Regions from separate parts of the Mus musculus genome. Here region 2 is linked to region 1. Evidence: chromatin loops called from intact Hi-C (ENCODE). Cell type or tissue: left cerebral cortex. All regions are shown on one strand. Links, peaks and the distances in the headings refer to the core of each region. The heading gives the core; the rest is flanking DNA.

The links. Peaks named below come from ENCODE experiments on the same cell type or tissue, not always from the same donor. Only the 100,000 strongest peaks of a DNase experiment are listed, where the experiment ranks them.
Region 2: a loop joins it to region 1, with 13 times the contacts of the local background. A loop is called at or near these places in 11 of 42 quality-filtered maps.

The regions. Positions count from the first base shown.
Region 1 is chr7:103,415,382-103,425,035 of GRCm38, reverse strand. It overlaps Usp17lc (ubiquitin specific peptidase 17-like C), which reads right to left and starts at 8,340. Exons shown (of 2, transcript NM_010089.3): 1 at 8,291-8,340; 2 at 5,862-7,508. The coding sequence starts at 8,318. The coding sequence ends at 5,899. In left cerebral cortex, for the core only: no CTCF peak of the experiment used is centred there; no DNase peak of the experiment used is centred there.
Region 2 is chr7:103,244,103-103,253,756 of GRCm38, reverse strand. It overlaps Usp17ld (ubiquitin specific peptidase 17-like D), which reads left to right and starts at 1,252. Exons shown (of 2, transcript NM_001001559.2): 1 at 1,252-1,279; 2 at 2,062-3,671. The coding sequence starts at 1,252. The coding sequence ends at 3,671. In left cerebral cortex, for the core only: no CTCF peak of the experiment used is centred there; no DNase peak of the experiment used is centred there.

The DNA of each region.
Region 1 (9,654 bases), core at 1,082-9,081:
ACCATCATATTCCACTCCCTGGTCCCCATAGACTTGTTCAAAAACATGAGTCTACGGGGACCATCCTTAAACATAATGCAAAATGCATTTAGTCCAACTTTCAAAGTCCTCCTAGTCTATAGCAGTAGCAACAATGTTAAAAGTCCAAAGTTCAAGGTCTCTTCTTAGATTCATCCAACTAATTAAATGTAACCTCCAAAGCGGGGCAGGAAACCATCTGGGCAAACTCCAAACTCTGCATCTCCATGGCTGATGTCAAAGCGGTCTTCAGATCTCCACTCCCTTTTCATCTTTGTTGACTGCAACAAACTGATTTCTCCTGGGCTAGTTCCACTCCCTGTTAGCAGCTTTCCTCAGCATATATCCCATGGCTCTGGCATCTTTAACAGCTTTGAGTCTCCAAGACAATTTCAATATTACAGCTTCTTGTTTCAGTGTCTGGTATTCCACTTGATGTTTTGGACTCCTCCTAAGGGCTGGCATCACTTCTCCAGCTCTGCCCTCTGTAGCACTCTAAGCTCAGGTTGATCTACTCCACTTCAGCTGCTGTTCTTGGTGATCATCCCATGGTACTGACATCTCCAATACACAGGGGTGTTCCACTCCAACTAGGCTTCACCAATAGCCTCTCAGAGGCTCTCTTCATGGCGCTAAGCCTCAAATACTTTGCATGAGCTCTTCCATCCTGGGTCATCAACTACAGCTAAGGCTATACCTTCTCCAGTGGTCTTCCATGACCTCTCACAGTACCAAGCCTCAGCTGTTCTTCATGACCCCTTCATGCCTTCAAAACCAGTACCACCTGGTGATTCTTATACATTACCAAGTCCAGTTGCAGCATGAGGTACAACCTTGGCTATCTCTTGAACACAGCTTCTTTGTGCTCCCAGAAAACTATTCCCAGAAGATTTCACCTCAGTGATGCTGGTCTCTTCATAATCACTGCTAATTTCTTAGCTCCAGCTAACCAACATCAATTGTCCCAGTAGTTATTTCCATTCTTAACTCTAGAGCCAGAGCCACATGCCTGAAGCTGCTGAGTTCTGCTGTTTGCAGGAATTAGAACCTGACACACTTATCACTGGCTTTCTGTTTTCTAAATCCTTCACTGCCTAAGCTTGGCTATCCTGAGTCTTGCTCTGTAGATTGACCTTGAATGCAGAGATCAGCATGCTTGTCTCCTGGGATTAAAGGTGTGTACCACCATACCTGAATCTAAATTTAGCTGGGTAGGATCTTGCCCCAAGGTCCCATTCCCCTAATCTATTATCTCCTAGAACATAGGATTTTGCTCCATTTCACTTCGTGGTACTCTTTAAAACTCGAACCATATATGTTATATTTTTCCCTTCTAAGCTTGGTATACTTGTTCAAACTTCTCTTCATAAGACTTAATCAGAGAATAAAGTCTCTGCTGAGCTTTTTTGAAACTTCCTTTGTCAATGCAATTAATCTGAGTCTCTTCACCTTAGCCTCAGGTAGACTTTTAAGGCAAGGGCAAAAAGTAGCCACATTCTTCACCACAATACCACAAAAACAGTCTTTATGCCACATTCTGAAATTCTTCTCCTTTGAAATCTTTTGGGCCAGGTCAACACAGTTCAAATTACTCCCAGCAACAAAGTCTTCCATATTCCTACTAGGATGACCCATTAAGCCCCATTTAAAGCATTCCACTGGGTTCTAAATCCAAAGTTCCAAAATCCATATTTTTTCAAATAAAAGCATGGTCAGGCATATCACATCAATACCCCACTTCTGTTACCAATTTCTGTATTAGTCAGGGTTCTGTATATATTTGATGGCTTACAGTCTGCATTCTAACTCCAAACGATGGTCAAGTAGCAGCTGTGAATGGAAGTCCAAGGATCTAGCAGTTGCTCAGTCCCATACAGCAAGCAGGTGAAGGAGAGAGAGAGAGAGAGCCTTTCTTCTTCCAATGTCCTTATATGGTCTCCAGCAGAAGATGTAGCCCAGATGAAAGGTGTATGCCACCACACCTTTAATCCTAGATGACCTTGAACTCAGAGATCTCCCTATCTTAATCTTCTGGAATCCATAGCCACTATGCCTCAACATCTCCATACCAAGATCCAGGTCAGAAACTTCTATCTACCAGCCTCCAGATTAGGGTCACTGGTGAGCCTTCCAATGCTGGATTGTAGTTCATTCCAGATATAGTCAAGTTGACAACCAGTAATAGCCACTACAGCCATCATACCAGGGTCTAAATTTAACTAGGTAGGATCTTGTGCCCTAATACCATAATCTGTTAACTCCTAGAAGATAGGATTCAGTTCCATTTCACTTCCTAGTTCCTCTGTAGTAATTCAACCATATATTTTATATTTTAACTTTCTAATATTGCTACACTTTTCAAAACAGTCTCTTTCTTATGGTCCAGTCAAGGTATTTTGATGGAAGATGTCATTTATTCTACTGAATAGACTGCAGTTAACATTGGGGTAAAAAATGACCTTGAACCTACAGTCTATTACTTTAGTGTTTATCAGTATGGGCTTAGGTCCAAGCATTATGTTGTTGGGAATCTACACAAAGAATTCTGTAATTAGTTATAATGATATTTTATAGTGTTTTTTATCAGTCCTTGACTGTATATCCATTTGGCAGGTGATTCAGTCACCCTGCTAATTCCATCCTGCTGACACACTCCCACTGGAGTGATAAGATTACCTTTTAGGTGGACCATACCATGCAAATCCTAGATTTATGTTTATTTTTGAGGATAGGGTCATTTGTGTTCGAGAGTCCAGATCCTTTGATTTCTTAGAAAACTGTCACAAAGAACCTGACCTAAGGTTGAACACCAGTTAACTAACAGGCCAGTACCTATTACCAGTTTCCAGATTACCCCCTCCCCCAATAAGACCTGTGTCAAGCACTAGTTTCCAGCAGGTTACCTCCCAAAAATACCCAGGTGTAACACCAGTTCCAGGTTATTTCCCAACAAATCTGCACCCCCAGGTATCAATCCTGCCCCTGGCACTTTACTTCCTAACAACCATCAATAAACAAACAAACAAACAAACAATCCAAAAAAACAAAGAACAAAAAAAAAAAAAACACCAAACAAACAAACAACAAAACCCAGAATTTAAGTTTATATTTTGGCTCCCAGCAAGAGACAACTATATTAAAGGCCATAATGGTTTCCCAGTTAGATGTGTGCAATGATGCCCATCTCTTGTCTCTATAAAACTCCCTTGAATAATGCAAGCACAATGCAATTGCATGGGAATCATTTTTAGGTGGTCTTTCGGGGGTTCACCAACTTTACTTGCACAAAATGCTCCAAATTGACCTTGAGCTTTGTCTCATCCTATGATGGCTTCAGCTCATGATCACTCAGTTGGCTGCCATTACTTGAATCAAATAGACACAAACACACACACACAAACACAACCCACAAACAAAACACACACACACTTCACACAATAAACACAAAATAAACTACATCTGAAACAAAATTTGTCTTGGTAAGTGTTGTATCTCCATATGAAGCAGTGAAACCTGATTTTGTTTTTCTCCACTTAGAAACATAGTGAACAAAATTCACACCACAGTTTTAATAATATTACCACTTAAGTTCAAATTTATCTTCTGGTTTTTATGGTTGAATATCAATGATACAAATGTAGGCCTTGCACATTCCCTCTAAATTCTTTACCTCCGCCAAGCTACCACAGTTCATTTCCCTTATTCAGTCAGGAATTGTGTAAGTTGTCAGACTGTTCTTGAAGGCAAGATATATACAGAATGCCAATTGCTTTCTGTCTAATATACTAATCCCAAATGAACAAGGTGTTAATTTTAGAAGAATGTTCAAGTTACTAAGATCTTCGGGTGTACTGAGAAATACTGATCACTCCATTATCTTGAAATTGTATTTTATCAAACTTATAAGGAATTGATCATTATTCACATAGCATTTCAGAAAACTTGGAAAAACCAATCAGGCTATGGTCTTAAGAAAGTGGGAGATGATGGGAGAGTTCTGGTGTCTGTGGCTAGTTCTGCAGATTGCCATCTTCTAGCAATATACAGATTGTGAAAAGAAAGCCAAGCCTGTGACCTTCATATTGGGGCCTCCCATGATGGGTCTGGTTTAAACACACCGCACATTGGGTGGTATTCTACCTACTTGCCCTCTTCCCATATCATATCTAATCAGTTCCCATATCATATCTAATCAGTTCCATATGGATCTTCTGAACACTGCTATGTAATGGATGTTGGGTTTGAAATGGATTTCTCCACTTCAGAGTCTCTCCTATGTGGTCCTGGAACAGTGGTTCTCAATCTTCCTCTGATGCCGTCTGAAGTTTCAATACACTTCTTCATAGTGTGACCCCACCCAAGTATTATGTTGATTCCCATGCTCCTTTGTTACTGTGACTTTGCCACTGTTGTTGAATTTCCAGGTGAATATCTGATATGCAACCCTTGTGAAAAAGCAATTCATCCCCAGAGAGGCTGAGACCTACAGGTTGAGAACACCATACTAACCAGTATGGTAACCAGTAATCTAGTTGTGTTTAGTAAGCATTTTTCATTGCACCAATTACCAACTCTGTATATCTTTCAGAGTGGTACTTCCTCTCCTTCAAAGAGGCAACCTTTTCATTCCAATAGCAGAATTTGTCTTCTTCCAGCTTCATAACAGGCTTAAGAAGAACTTGAGGCCTTTGTGACCAGAAGGCACACTGAGGCTGATGCAGTCTTTGGCAGAGACATGGATGGAGCTCAGGCAGTTTGTCAGTCACAGACTCTGCAAGTCCCACCTCCACCTTTTCCATCAGTCTTTGATGAACACCTGATGCCACACAGGTGCTGATCCTCAACCTTTCTCTTTCAATCTCACAGCCTGAGTCTAGAAGTCAGGAGTTCAGTGGTGCCCATGACTTCCCACCACAGACAGGATAGGTGGTAACTCTCTGGGAGAAAAGAATCCTCATTTTAAAAAAAAACTGTGAGTTTTAAATTCCTGTCTACACCTATGAGACCATGTTACAACCAGGTTCAGTACACTCTTCCAAGAGTATACATACTGATTTACATTCATGATAAGAACAAAACATAACATAACATAACAAAGGAAAAGAAAACAGAACAATAAAGAAGCAGACAAGATTGTGAAGTAACAGAATTTATTTGGTCAAAGAATTGTTGATCACACACAAAGAATAAGAACATCTATCTCTACAGGGTGAACTACACATTTTCTGGGTAAGAGGTTAGAAAGGGCAGTTGAAAAGCCACTTGTTGCCTGAGCGAAAACTCCAAACCTCAAGAGCTCCAGTGTGTTCTCTTAGGGTCTCTAGGTGCATATGTAGCAGAAGATGGCCTAGTTGGCCGTCTTTGGGAAGAGAGGCCCCTTGGTATTGCAAACTTTATATGCCCCAGTACATGGGAACTCCAGGGCCAAGAAGTGGGAGTGGGTGGGTAGGTTAGCAGGGGGGGGAAGGTATAGGGAACTTTTGGGATAGCATTTGAAATGTAAATAAAGAAAATATCTAATAACAAAAAATAAATTAAAAAAAAAAGGAAAGCAAAGTAAAGAAAGCTCCAGTGTGGTGATTTAGTCTCTACGCTACTCAGATCCCATGAGTTGCAGGAGAGGCTATGCAGACCTCCCCTGACTGTCCAGCTTTCCTGTCTTTAACCTGTAGCAACACCCTGGGCATTTTTTTTCCACATTCAAATGACCATTCTCAGAGAGTCAGTCAGTAAAAACAGGCAAGGGCCCAGAGGATAGGTGGACCCCACATGAAGGGTGAGGCATTGTCCCTGCCTGGGACAGAGGTCCAAACCTCTTGTTCCAGGCACCTTGGGTTGGCAGGGTGTCCACAGGAGCCTGTGTGAGTGGGTGAGTGAACACTAGCAAACAAGCAGAAGCCTCTGCCCTTGCTTGTTCTTGTTCTTCCCCTTCTTTGATCTTCGTCTTCCTTCCTGTCTACAGAGCTGCCCAGTGTTCACAGGGTCCTGAGAGGTGAGGAGCCTGTCAGCATTGTGCCAGGGTTGATTCTCCTTGTCTGGAGCATCCCTGCCCCAGTTTTCTGTGGATCTGAGCAGGTGAATCACAATTGCATCAGCAGGCAGATCAAGTTCACCTTCCGTGTTCCTGAGGCTCTGCCCAGCTTTCTGGTGGTTCTGTTCCTGAGGCAAGATTTCATTGATCCTGTGTTTCTGCCCAAGTTTCTGGTGGTTCTGTTCCTGAGGCACAAGTTTGGTATTCTCATGTTTCTGCCCAGCTTTCTTGTGGTTCTTTTCCTGAAGCACTTTCCCCTCCCCTAAGGAGGTTTCTTTGGTTGCTCTCTTCTCCCTGTTTTTGCAGGGCTCTCCCGCATCTTCTGTGCAAGGGCTTTTCTTCTTATGCTTTTTTCTCCGGGATTTCTTCAGCTGGTATTCAGGGTCGAGAACCTCATGTACTCTGCCCTCTGGCATGTCAATACTGACCTGTTTGAGGTCAGTCTGCTGCACATAGAAGAGCACATAGGCATTCTCATTCAGGACAGAAGTCACATCGCAGCTGGTGACCTTAGTATCATCCATCTTGTACCATGCCCCATGTCTGGCTTTGACATAAGAGAAGTAATGTCCACTGTGACAAGTCGCACCTTCATGGACCAGGACAGCATAGAGGGCATAAGGCAAAGGTCCTCCAGTAGGCTGGGACAGGTATGGCTTCAGGTCAAGGAACTCTGGGTAGCTTACTTTTCTGTCCAACTTGTTACCCATGAAGGCCGAGAAGCGCTTTAACACTAGCAGGAGTACCTTTGGGGCACTATGAATATGCAGGGTCTTGGAAGCTGGCATCTTCTGTCTACACCTACCACAGTAGTAGGCATTCTCTCCACGTAGCTCTTCTGACTTCTCTGTATCCCACAAGGCTTGATTTACACTCTGAGCTGAGCTGATATCCAGGGGGACATCCAGGAAGCGATCATATGTATCTGAGGTACCCTGGCAATGGAGACACTTGATCTGAGACCTCCACAAGCCTCCAAATATGTCATGAATGGGTGAGCTGTCCTCAGAGGTGGGTTCTGATTGTCTGTGCACTTGAAGGCAGGATTCATGCATTGTTTCCAAGGTGAACATGAGAAACTCATGGGCATCTTCCTGCTGGTGCTTGTGGAAGGCAGAGGTCAAAATCTGGGAGGGCTTCATGACATCCCCCGAGTGAGAGTGCAGGAGACTCTGGGTTACATGGGCTTCCATAGCACACATCTTACAGCCTTCTGGGGAACAACAGGTTTGACTGTACTCCTGGGACAGCATGTAGTCAGCTAGAGGTGGTGTGTGTGTCAAGCACTGCAGGGCTGCATTCAGGTAGCAGCTGTTGCCTGTGTTCTGAAGCCCGCATCCTGGTCCTTGGGGACATTCCCAACTCAGACTGGGCTTGTCATTGGCAGTTAGCTCCACCACTACCTGAGCTTCATCCTGATGCAGCTGTTGGGCACCAGGAGATGATAGGGCTGGATCTGCTAGGGGACAAGAACACAAAAAGACTTTAGGGCATGCCAGTGGCCAAATCTTTTACCTTCAGACTCCATTCTAGAAAACCTGACCTAACTTTCACCTCAGGGAAATGAACAGGACAGTACCTAGCATTACTTTCCAAGTTAACCGACCCCCTCCCCAAAAAAGAAAACACTCACATAAAACCCATCCCAAACCAAACATGAACATAAATCGAGTCTCTAGGTTATACCCCCAACAAGACCAGTGTCTTGTTATTACTCCAACAGATCTGCAACCTAGGTTCATAATCTGCCCCCTCCCTAATGACCACCAATGCAGAGGAAAGCAAACATTTAGCTTATGACTCCCAACACCCACCAATATGTTACAGGCCACAAAAACTAGCCAATTAGATACTTGCACACTCACCCACACCCCTCTGCTTGCTGCTTACTGTAAACTCTTACCCTGAGAGATATTCGGGGCACACCATCCCCAAAGCCTCCCTGCTAGACAGTGGCTCATGGTAGTGCCCTAGCTAGCTGGTAAAAAGTCCACACAGTGATTGCATCTCGTCAGTTCCTGTCTGGTTTTGGGGGATGACTACTCTTTCCTGGCACTACACATGCAAGCTGCAAAAGGCCTTATGATGAGACTCAACCTCTTAGAAGGGCAGAGCAGCCCCTTTGTCAACAAAAGTCTATCCCAGCACACTCAATCTGTCCTTATGCAGGTCTAGGGCAGCCGGAGATGACAAGGCTGCTGGGGGACACACAAGACATAAAGACCTTACAGTGAGACTTACCTTCTGGGAAGGAAAGAGAAACCACCATGTCTCCAAAGACCTCTTCAAATAACTTGCTGGAGTCTTCTAAGGGAGCAGAAGGAAGTCTTTCCCTCCAGAGAATCTCTGCAAGTGAGGACAAATGCTCAGTCTTTTATACTCCAGTCTTGTGACCACGCCTACAGTCTTCCAAGGACAGCCAATCCCAGACAAGCTTCTCCCAATTTGGGTGTGGTTTCTGCAAAGCAGCTCAGAAATGTCACATTATTGGAGTGCATTTCCCTGAATTTAGCTCCAATTTCCTAGGTGTCTTAAGCTTGGGTTTTACTTGGAATAAAGTTACAAAATCATGTCAAATAGATGACTACACATGCCATACAAGAGTTTCTGTTACCTTGCTAACCACACAGAACCAGTATAAACAGCCTAGGTCTGGTTTTCCTTCCTTTTTTCTTTCTTTCTTTCTCTTTCTTTCTCTTTCTTTCTTTCTTTCTTTCTTTCTTTCTTTCTCTCTCTCTCTCTTTCTCTCTGTCTCTCTTTCTTTCTTTCTTTCTTTCTTTCTTCTTTCTTTCTTCCTTCCTTCCTTCCTTCTTTCCTTCCTTCCTTTACTCTCTCTGTCTCTTTCTCTCTCTCCTTTCTCTGTTTTGTTTTCCGTCTTTATTGACATTGGATTTGTAAGATTATTTCTCTGTAGCAGATACTTTTCCAGTCAAGGTCATATGGTCTATGTATTAGTCAGGGTTCTCTAGAGTCACAGAACTTATGGATAGTCTCTAGAAAGTAAAGGAATTTATTGATGACTTACAGTCGGCAGCCCAATTCCCAACAATTGTTCAGTCGCAGCTGTGAATGGAAGTCCAAGGATCTAGCAGTTACTCAGTCTCACGCAGCAAGCAGGCGAAGGAGCAAGAGCTAGACTCCCTTCTTCCAATGTCCTTATATTGTCTCCAGCAGAAGGTGTAGCCCAGATTAAAGGTGTGTTCCGCCACACCTTTAATCCCAGATGAAAGGTGTAGCCCAGATTAAAGGTGTGTTCCTTAAACTCGGAGATTCAATCTTCTGGAATCCATAGCCACTGTGGCTCAAGATCTTCAAACCAAGATCCAGATAAGGATCTCCAAGCCTCCAGATAAGGGTCACTGGTGAGCCTTCCAATTCCGGATTGTAGTTCATTCCAAATATTGTCAAGTTGACAACCAGGAATAGCCACTACAGTCTATCAACTCATCTAGTCCACTAAATAGACTGTTGATTCTCTCAGAAAAAAAAAAATGACCTTGAATCTACACTCTGCTTCTTTAGTGTGTTATCAGTACTCAAGTGTCCAAAGAATTTTGATTTTACCCACAACTAACTTTCTAATTACTTATAAGAAAATTTTTGCT
Region 2 (9,654 bases), core at 1,020-9,019, 170 kb after region 1:
GAGGTAATAAAACCAATTGTTATGAGTTGAAGCCATCATAGGGTGATTGATACCAAGCTCAAGGTCAGAATGGAGAATGAGCCATATTGTCTCAAAAACATACAGGAAAGGAGGATTTGCCTGGTTTGGTCCACCTAGAGTGAATCTTATTACTGAAGTAAGACTGAATGAGCATAATGGAACTAACTGGGTGATTGAATCACCTACTCAGCAGTTGCACCATTTGAGGCAATGGCATTATAAAAATATTCTGTTTGTTTGTTTGTTTTGTTTGCAGAGACAGGGATTTTCTGTGTAGCCCTGGCTGTCTTGGACCTCACTCTGTAGACCAGGGTAGCCCCCAACTGAGAAATCTACCTGCATCTGCCTCCCAAGTGCTGGGATCACAGGGTTGCATAACCACTGTCAGCAAACATTTTCTTTAAGTAATTAGACAGTTAGTTGTGGGTAAAACACTTAAATCAAAATGCTTTGTACACTTGAGTACTGATATCACAATAAAGAAGCAGAGTGTAGATTCAAAGTCATTTTTTTCCCTGAGAGAATCAACAGTCTACTTAGTGGACTTGATGACTTCATAGACCATATGACCTTGACTGGACGTGTATCTGCTACAGAGAAATGATCTCCTTACAAATCCAATGTGAATGAAGAAGGAAAACAAAACAGAGAAAGAGGAGAGACAGAGACAGAGAGAAAGGAAAGGAAGGAAGGAAGGAAGGAAGGAAGGAAGGAAGGAAGAAAAGAAAGAGAGAGAGAGAGAGAGAGAGAGAAAGAAAGAAAGAAAGAAAGAAAGAAAGAAAGAAAGAAAGAAAGAAAGAAAAAAAGAAGGAAGAAAAGAAAGAAAGAAAAAAGGAAGGAAAACCAGACCTAGGCTGTTTATACTGGTTCTGAGTGTTTAGCAAGGTAACAGAAACTCTTGTATGACATGTGTAGTCATCTATTTGATATGATTTTGTAACTTTATTCCAAGTAAAACCCAAGCTTAAGACACCTAGGAAATTGGAGCTAAATTCAGGGAAATGCACTCCAAAGAGATGACATTTCTGAGCTGCTTTGCAGAAACCACACCCAACTAGGGAGAGGCTTGTCTGGGATTGGCTGTCCTTGGAAGACTGTAGGTGTGGTCACAAGACTGGAGTATAAAAGACTGAGCATTTGTCCTCACTTGCAGAGATTCTCTGGAGGAAAAGACTTCCTTCTGCTCCCTTAGAAGACTCCAGCAAGTTATTTGAAGAGGTCTTTGGAGACATGGTGGTTTCTCTTTCCTTCCCAGAAGGTAAGTCTCACTGTAAGGTCTTTATGTCTTGTGTGTCCCCCAGCAGCCTTGTCATCTCTGGCTGCCCTAGACCTGCATAAGGACAAATTGAGTGTGCTGGGACAGACTTTTGTTGACAAAGGGGATGCTCTGCCCTTCTAAGAGGTTGAGTCTCATCATAAGGCCTTTTGCAGCTTGCATGTATAGTGCCAGGAAAGAGTAGTCATCCCCCAAAACCAGACAGGAACTGATGAGGTGCAATCACTGTGTGGCCTTTTTACCAGCTAGCTAGGGCACTACCATGAGCCACTGTCTAGCAGGGAGGCTTTGGGGATGGTGTGCTCCGAATATCTCTCAGGGTAAGAATTTACAGTAAGCAGCAAGCAGAGGGGTGTGGGTGAGTGTGCAAGTATCTAATTGGCTGGTTTTTGTGGCCTGTAACATATTGGTGGGTGTTGGGAGTCATAAGCTAAATGTTTGCTTTCCTCTGCATTGGTGGTCATTAGGGAGGGGGCAGATTATGAACCTAGGTTGCAGATCTGTTGGAGTAATAACAAGACACTGGTCTTGTTGGGGGTATAACCTAGAGACTCGATTTATGTTCATGTTTGGTTTGGGATGGGTTTTATGTGAGTGTTTTCTTTTTTGGGGAGGGGGTCGGTTAACTTGGAAAGTAATGCTAGGTACTGTCCTGTTCATTTCCCTGAGGTGAAAGTTAGGTCAGGTTTTCTAGAATGGAGTCTGAAGGTAAAAGATTTGGCCACTGGCATGCCCTAAAGTCTTTTTGTGTTCTTGTCCCCTAGCAGATCCAGCCCTATCATCTCCTGGTGCCCAACAGCTGCATCAGGATGAAGCTCAGGTAGTGGTGGAGCTAACTGCCAATGACAAGCCCAGTCTGAGTTGGGAATGTCCCCAAGGACCAGGATGCGGGCTTCAGAACACAGGCAACAGCTGCTACCTGAATGCAGCCCTGCAGTGCTTGACACACACACCACCTCTAGCTGACTACATGCTGTCCCAGGAGTACAGTCAAACCTGTTGTTCCCCAGAAGGCTGTAAGATGTGTGCTATGGAAGCCCATGTAACCCAGAGTCTCCTGCACTCTCACTCGGGGGATGTCATGAAGCCCTCCCAGATTTTGACCTCTGCCTTCCACAAGCACCAGCAGGAAGATGCCCATGAGTTTCTCATGTTCACCTTGGAAACAATGCATGAATCCTGCCTTCAAGTGCACAGACAATCAGAACCCACCTCTGAGGACAGCTCACCCATTCATGACATATTTGGAGGCTTGTGGAGGTCTCAGATCAAGTGTCTCCATTGCCAGGGTACCTCAGATACATATGATCGCTTCCTGGATGTCCCCCTGGATATCAGCTCAGCTCAGAGTGTAAATCAAGCCTTGTGGGATACAGAGAAGTCAGAAGAGCTACGTGGAGAGAATGCCTACTACTGTGGTAGGTGTAGACAGAAGATGCCAGCTTCCAAGACCCTGCATATTCATAGTGCCCCAAAGGTACTCCTGCTAGTGTTAAAGCGCTTCTCGGCCTTCATGGGTAACAAGTTGGACAGAAAAGTAAGCTACCCGGAGTTCCTTGACCTGAAGCCATACCTGTCCCAGCCTACTGGAGGACCTTTGCCTTATGCCCTCTATGCTGTCCTGGTCCATGAAGGTGCGACTTGTCACAGTGGACATTACTTCTCTTATGTCAAAGCTGGACATGGGAAGTGGTACAAGATGGATGATACTAAGGTCACCAGCTGCGATGTGACTTCTGTCCTGAATGAGAATGCCTATGTGCTCTTCTATGTGCAGCAGACTGACCTCAAAGAGGTCAGTATTGACATGCCAGAGGGCAGAATACATGAGGTTCTCGACCCTGAATACCAGCTGAAGAAATCCCGGAGAAAAAAGCATAAGAAGAAAAGCCCTTGCACAGAAGATGTGGGAGAGCCCTCCAAAAACAGGGAGAAGAAAGCAACCAAAGAAACCTCCTTAGGGGAGGGGAAAGTGCTTCAGGAAAAGAACCACAAGAAAGCTGGGCAGAAACACGAGAATACCAAACTCGTGCCTCAGGAACAGAACCACCAGAAACTGGGGCAGAAACACAGGAACAATGAAATCTTGCCTCAGGAACAGAACCACCAGAAAACTGGGCAGAGCCTCAGGAACACGGAAGGTGAACTTGATCTGCCTGCTGATGCAATTGTGATTCACCTGCCCAGATCCATAGCAAATTGGGGCAGGGATACTCCAGACAAGGTGAATCAACCCTGGCACAATGCTGACAGGCTCCTCACCTCTCAGGACCTTGTGAACACTGGGCAGCTCTGTAGACAGGAAGGAAGACGAAGATCGAAGAAGGGGAAGAACAAGAACAAGCAAGGGCAGAAGCTTCTGCTTGTTCGCTAGTGCTCACCCACCCACTCACACAGGCTCCTGTGGACACCATGCCGACCGAACGTGCCTGGAACAAGAAGTTTGGACCTCTGTCCCAGGCAGGGACAATGCCTCACCCTTCACGTGGGGTCCACCTATACTCTGGGCCCTTGCCTGTTTTTACTGACTGACTCTCTGAGAATGATCATTTGAATGTGGAAAAAAATGCCCAGGGTGTTGCTACAGGTTAAAGACAGGAAAGCTGGACCTTCAGGGGAGGTCTGCATAGCCTCTCCTGCAACTCATGGGATCTGAGCAGCGTAGAGACTAAATCACCACACTGGAGCTTTCTTTTCTTTTCTTTCCTTTTTTTTTTTAATTTATTTTCTGTTATTATATATTTTCTTTATTTACATTTCAAATGCTATCCCAAAAGTTCCCTATACCCTCCCGCTGCCCTGCCACCCTACCCACCCACTCCCACTTCTTGGCCCTGGAGTTCCCATGTACTGGGGCATATAAAGTTTGCAATACCAAGGGGCCTCTCTTCCCAATGATGGCCGACTAGACCACCTTCTGCTACATATGCAGCTAAAAACCCTAAGAGAACACACTGGAGCTCTTGAGGTTTGGAGTTTTTGCTCAGGCAACAAGTTGCTTTTCAACTGCCCTTTCTAAACTCTTACCCAGAAAATGTGTAGTTCACCCTGTAGAGATAGATGTTCTTATTCTTTGTGTGTGATCGACAGTTCACTGACCAAATAAATTCTGTTACTTCACAATCTTGTCTGCTTCTTTATTGTTCTGTTTTCTTTTTCTTTGTTATGTTATGTTCTTGGAAGAGTGCACGGAACCTGGTTGTAACATGGTCTCATAGGTATAGACAGGAATTTAAAACTCACAGGTTTTTTAAATGAGGATTATTTTCTCCCAGAGAGTTACCACCTACCCTGTCTGTGGTGGGAGGTCATGGGCACCACTGAACTCCTGGCTTCTAGACTCAGGCTGTGAGATTGAAAGAGAAAGGTTGAGGATCAGCACCTGTGTGGCATCAGGTGTTCATCAAAGACTGATGGAAAAGGCTGAAGTGGGACTTGCAGAGTCTCTGACAAACTGCCTGAGCTCCATCCATGTCTCTGCCAAAGACTGCATCAGCCTCAGTGTGCCTTCTGGTCACACAGGCTTCAAGTTCTTCTTAAGCCAGTTATGAAACTGAAAGAAGACAAATTCTGCTATTGGAATGAAAAGGTTGTCTCTTTGAAGGAGAGGAAGTACCACTCTGAAAGATATACAGAGTTGGTAATTGGTGCAATGAAAAATGCTTACTAAACACAACTAGATTACTGGTTACCATACTGGTTAGTATGGTGTTCTCAACCTGTAGGTCTCAGCCTCTCTGGGGATGAATTGCTTTTTCACAAGGGTTGCATATCAGATATTCACCTGGAAATTCAACAACAGTGGCAAAGTCACAGTAACAAAGGAGCATGGGAAACAACATTATACTTGGGTGGGGTCACACTATGAAGAAGTTTATTGAAACTTCAGACGGCATCAGAGGAAGATTGAGAACCACTGTTCCAGGACCACATAGGAGAGACTCTGAAGTGGAGAAATCCATTTCAAACCCAACATCTATTACATAGCAGTGTTCAGAAGATCCATATGGAACTGATTAGATATGATATGGGAACTGATTAGATATGATATGGGAAGAGGGCAAGTAGGTAGAATACCACCCAATGTGCGGTGTGTTTAAACCAGACCCATCATGAGAGGCCCCAATATGGTCACAGGCCTTGCTTTCTTTTCACACTGTGTATATTGCGGCAATCTGCAGAACTAGCCACAGACACCAGAACTCTCGCATCATCTCCCACTTTCTTAAGACCATAGCCTGATTGGTTTTTCCAAGTTTTCTGAAATGCTATGTGAATAATGATCAATTCCTTATAAGTTTGATAAAATACAATTTCAATATAATGGAGTGATCAGTATTTCTCAGTACACCCAAAGATCTTAGTAACTTGAACATTCTTCTAAAATTAACACCTTGTTCATTTGGGATTAGTATATTAGACAGAAAGCAATTGGCATTCTGTATATATCTTGCCTTCAAGAACAGTCTGACAACTTACACAATTACTGACTGAATAAGGGAAATGAACTGCGGTTGCATGGCGGAGGTAAAGAATTTAGAGGGAATGTGCAAGGCCTACATTTGTATCATTGATATTCAACCATTAAAACCAGAAGATAAATTTGAACTTAAGTGGTAATATTATTAAAACTGTGGTGTGAATTTTGTTCACTCTGTTTCTAAATGGAGAAAAACAAAATCAGGTTTCACTGCTTCATATGGAGATACAACACTTACCAAGACGAATTTTATTTCAGATGTAGTTTATTTTGTGTTTGTTTATTGTGTGAAGTATGTGTGTGTTTTGTTTGTGGGTTGTGTTTGTGTGTGTGTGTATTTTGTGTTTTTGTCTATTTGATTCAGGTAATGGCAGCCAATTGAGTGATCATGAGCTGAAGCCATCATAGGATGAGACAAAGATCAAGGTCAATTTTGACCACATTGTGCAAGTAAAGTTGGTGAACCCCCGAAAGACCACCTAAGAATGATTACCATGCAATTGCATTGTGGTTGCATTATTCAAGCGAGTTTTATAGAGACAAGAGATGGGTATCATTGCACACATCTAACTGGGAAACCATTATGGCCTTTAATATAGTTGTCTCTTGCTGGGAGCCAAACCATAAACTTAAGTTCTGGGTTTTGTTGTTTGTTTGGGTTTTTTTTTGTTCTTTGTTTTTTTGGATTGTTTGTTTGTTTGTTTGTTTATTGATGGTTGTTAGGAAGTAAAGTGCCAGGGGCAGGATTGATACCTGGGGGTGCAGATTTGTTGGGAAATAACCTGGAACTGGTGTTACACCTGGGTATTTTTGGGAGGTAACCTGCTGGAAACTTGTGATTGACACAGGTCTTATTGGGGGAGGGGGTAACTTGGAAACTGGTAATAGGTACTGGCCTGTTAGTTAACTGGTGTTCAACCTTAGGTCAGGTGCTTTAAGACAGTTTTCTAAGAAATCAAAGGATCTGGACTCTTGAACACTAATGACCCTTTCCTCAAAAATAAACATAAATGTAGGATTTGCCTGGTATGGTCCACCTAAAAGGTAATCTTATCACTCCAGTGGGAGTGTGTCAGCAGGATGGAATTAGCAGGGTGACTGAATCACCTGCCAAGTGGATATACAGTCAAGGACTGATAAAAAACACTATAAAATACCATTATAACTAATTACAGAATTCTTTGTGTAGATTCCCAACAACATAATGCTTGGACCTAAGCACATAATGATAAACACTAAAGTAACAGACTGTAGGTTCAAGGTCACTTTTTACCCCAATGTTAACTGCAGTCTATTCAGTAGAATTGATGACATCTTCCATCAAAATACCTTGACTGGACCATAAGAAAGAGACTATTTTGAAAAGTATAGTAATATTAGAAAGGAAAAATATAAAATATATGGTTGAATTACTACAGGGGCACTATGAAGTGAAACGGAACTGAATCCTATCTTCTAGGAGATAACAGATTATGGTATTAGGGCACAAGATCCTACACAGTTAAATTTAGACCCTGGTATGATGGCTGTAGTGGCTATTACTGGTTGTCAACTTGACTATATCTGGAATGAACTACAATCCAGCATTGGAAGGCTCACCAGTGACCCTAATCTGGAGGCTGGTAGATAGAAGTTTCTGACCTGGATCTTGGTATGGAGATGGATAGGCATAGTGGCTATGGATTCCAGAAGATTAAGATAGGGAGATATCCGAGTTCAAGGTCATCTAGGATTAAAGGTGTGGTGGCATACACCTTTCATCTGGGCTACACCTTCTGCTGGAGACCATATAAGGACATTGGAAGAAGAAAGGCTCTCTCTCTCTCTCTCTCTCTCCTTCACCTGCTTGCTGTATGGGACTGAGCAACTGCTAGATCCTTGGACTTCCATTCACAGCTGCTACTTTACCATTGTTTGGAGTTAGAATGCAGACTGTAAGCCATCAAATATATACAGAACCCTGACTAATACAGAAATTGGTAACAGAAGTGGGGTATTGCTGTGATATGCCTGACCATGCTTTTATTTGAAAAAATATGGATTTTGGGACTTTGGATTTGGAACCCAGTGGAATGCTTTAAATGGGGCTTAATGGGTCATCCTAGTAGGAATATGGAAGACTTTGTTGCTGGGAGTAATTTGAACTGTGTTGACCTGGCCCAAAAGATTTCAAAGGAGAAGAATTTCAGAATGTGGCATAAAGACTGTTTTTGTGGTATTGTGGTGAAGAATGTGGCTACTTTTTGCCCTTGCCTTAAAAGTCTACCTGAGGCTAAGGTGAAGAAACTCAGATTAATTTCACTGACAAAGGAAGTTTCAAAAAAGCTCAGCAGAGACTTTATTCTCTGATTAAGTCTTATGAAGAGAAGTTTGAACAAGTATAGCAAGCTTAGAAGGGAAAAATATAACATATATGGTTCGAGTTTTAAAGAGTACCACGAAGTGAAATGGAGCAAAATCCTATGTTCTAGGAGATAATAGATTAGGGGAATGGGACCTTGGGGCAAGATCATACCCAGCTAAATTTAGATTCAGGTATGGTGGTACACACCTTTAATCCCAGGAGACAAGCATGCTGATCTCTGCATTCAAGGTCAATCTACGGAGCAAGACTCAGGATAGCCAAGCTTAGGCAGTGAAGGATTTAGAAAACAGAAAGCCAGTGATAAGTGTGTCATGTTCTAATTCCTGCAAACAGCAGAACTCAGCAGCTTCAGGCATGTGGCTCTGGCTCTAGAGTTAAGAATGGAAATAACTACTGGGACAATTGATGTTGGTTAGCTGGAGCTAAGAAATTAGCAGTGATTATGAAGAGACCAGCATCACTGAGGTGAAATCTTCTGGGAATTGTTTTCTGGGAGCACAAAGAAGCTGTGTTCCAGAGATAGCCAAGGTTGTACCTCATGCTGCAACTGGACTTGGTAATGTATAAGAATCACCAGGTGGTACTGGTTTTGAAGGCATGAAGGGGTCATGAAGAACAGCTGAGGCTTGGTACTGTGAGAGGTCATGGAAGACCACTGGAGAAGGTATAGCCTTAGCTGTAGTTGATGACCCAGGATGGAAGGGCTCATGCAAAGTATTTGAGGCTTAGCGCCATGAAGAGAGCCTATGAGAGGCTATTGGTGAAGCCTAGTTGGAGTGGAACACCCCTGTGTATTGGAGATGTCAGTACCATGGGATGATCACCAAGAACAGCAGCTGAAGTGGAGTAGATCAACCTGAGCTTAGAGTGCTACAGAGGGCAGAGCTGGAGAAGTGATGCCAGCCCTTAGGAGGAGTCCAAAACATCAAGTGGAATACCAGACACTGAAACAAGAAGCTGTAATATTGAAATTGTCTTGGAGACTCAAAGCTGTTAAAGATGCCAGAGCCATGGGATATATGCTGAGGAAAGCTGCTAACAGGGAGTGGAACCAGCCCAGGAGAAATCAGTTTGTTGCAGTCAACAAAGATGAAAAGGGAGTGGAGATCTGAAGACCGCTTTGACATCAGCCATGGAGATGCAGAGTTTGGAGTTTGCCCAGCTGGTTTCCTGCCCCACTTTGGAGGTTACATTTAATTAGTTGGATGAATCTAAGAAGAGACCTTGAACTTTGGACTTTTAACATTGTTGCTACTGCTATAGACTAGGAGGACTTTGAAAGTTGGACTAAATGCATTTTGCATTATGTTTAAGGATGGTCCCCATAGACTCATGTTTTTGAACAAGTCTATGGGGACCAGGGAGTGGAATATGATGGTATGTATATCCTTGGACCAGGGAGTGGCACCATCTGGAGGTGAGGCCTTGTTGGAATATGTGTGACCTGGTAGGAATGGGTGTGTCACTGTGGGTGTGGGCATAAGATCCTCACCCTAGTTTCCTGGAAGTCAG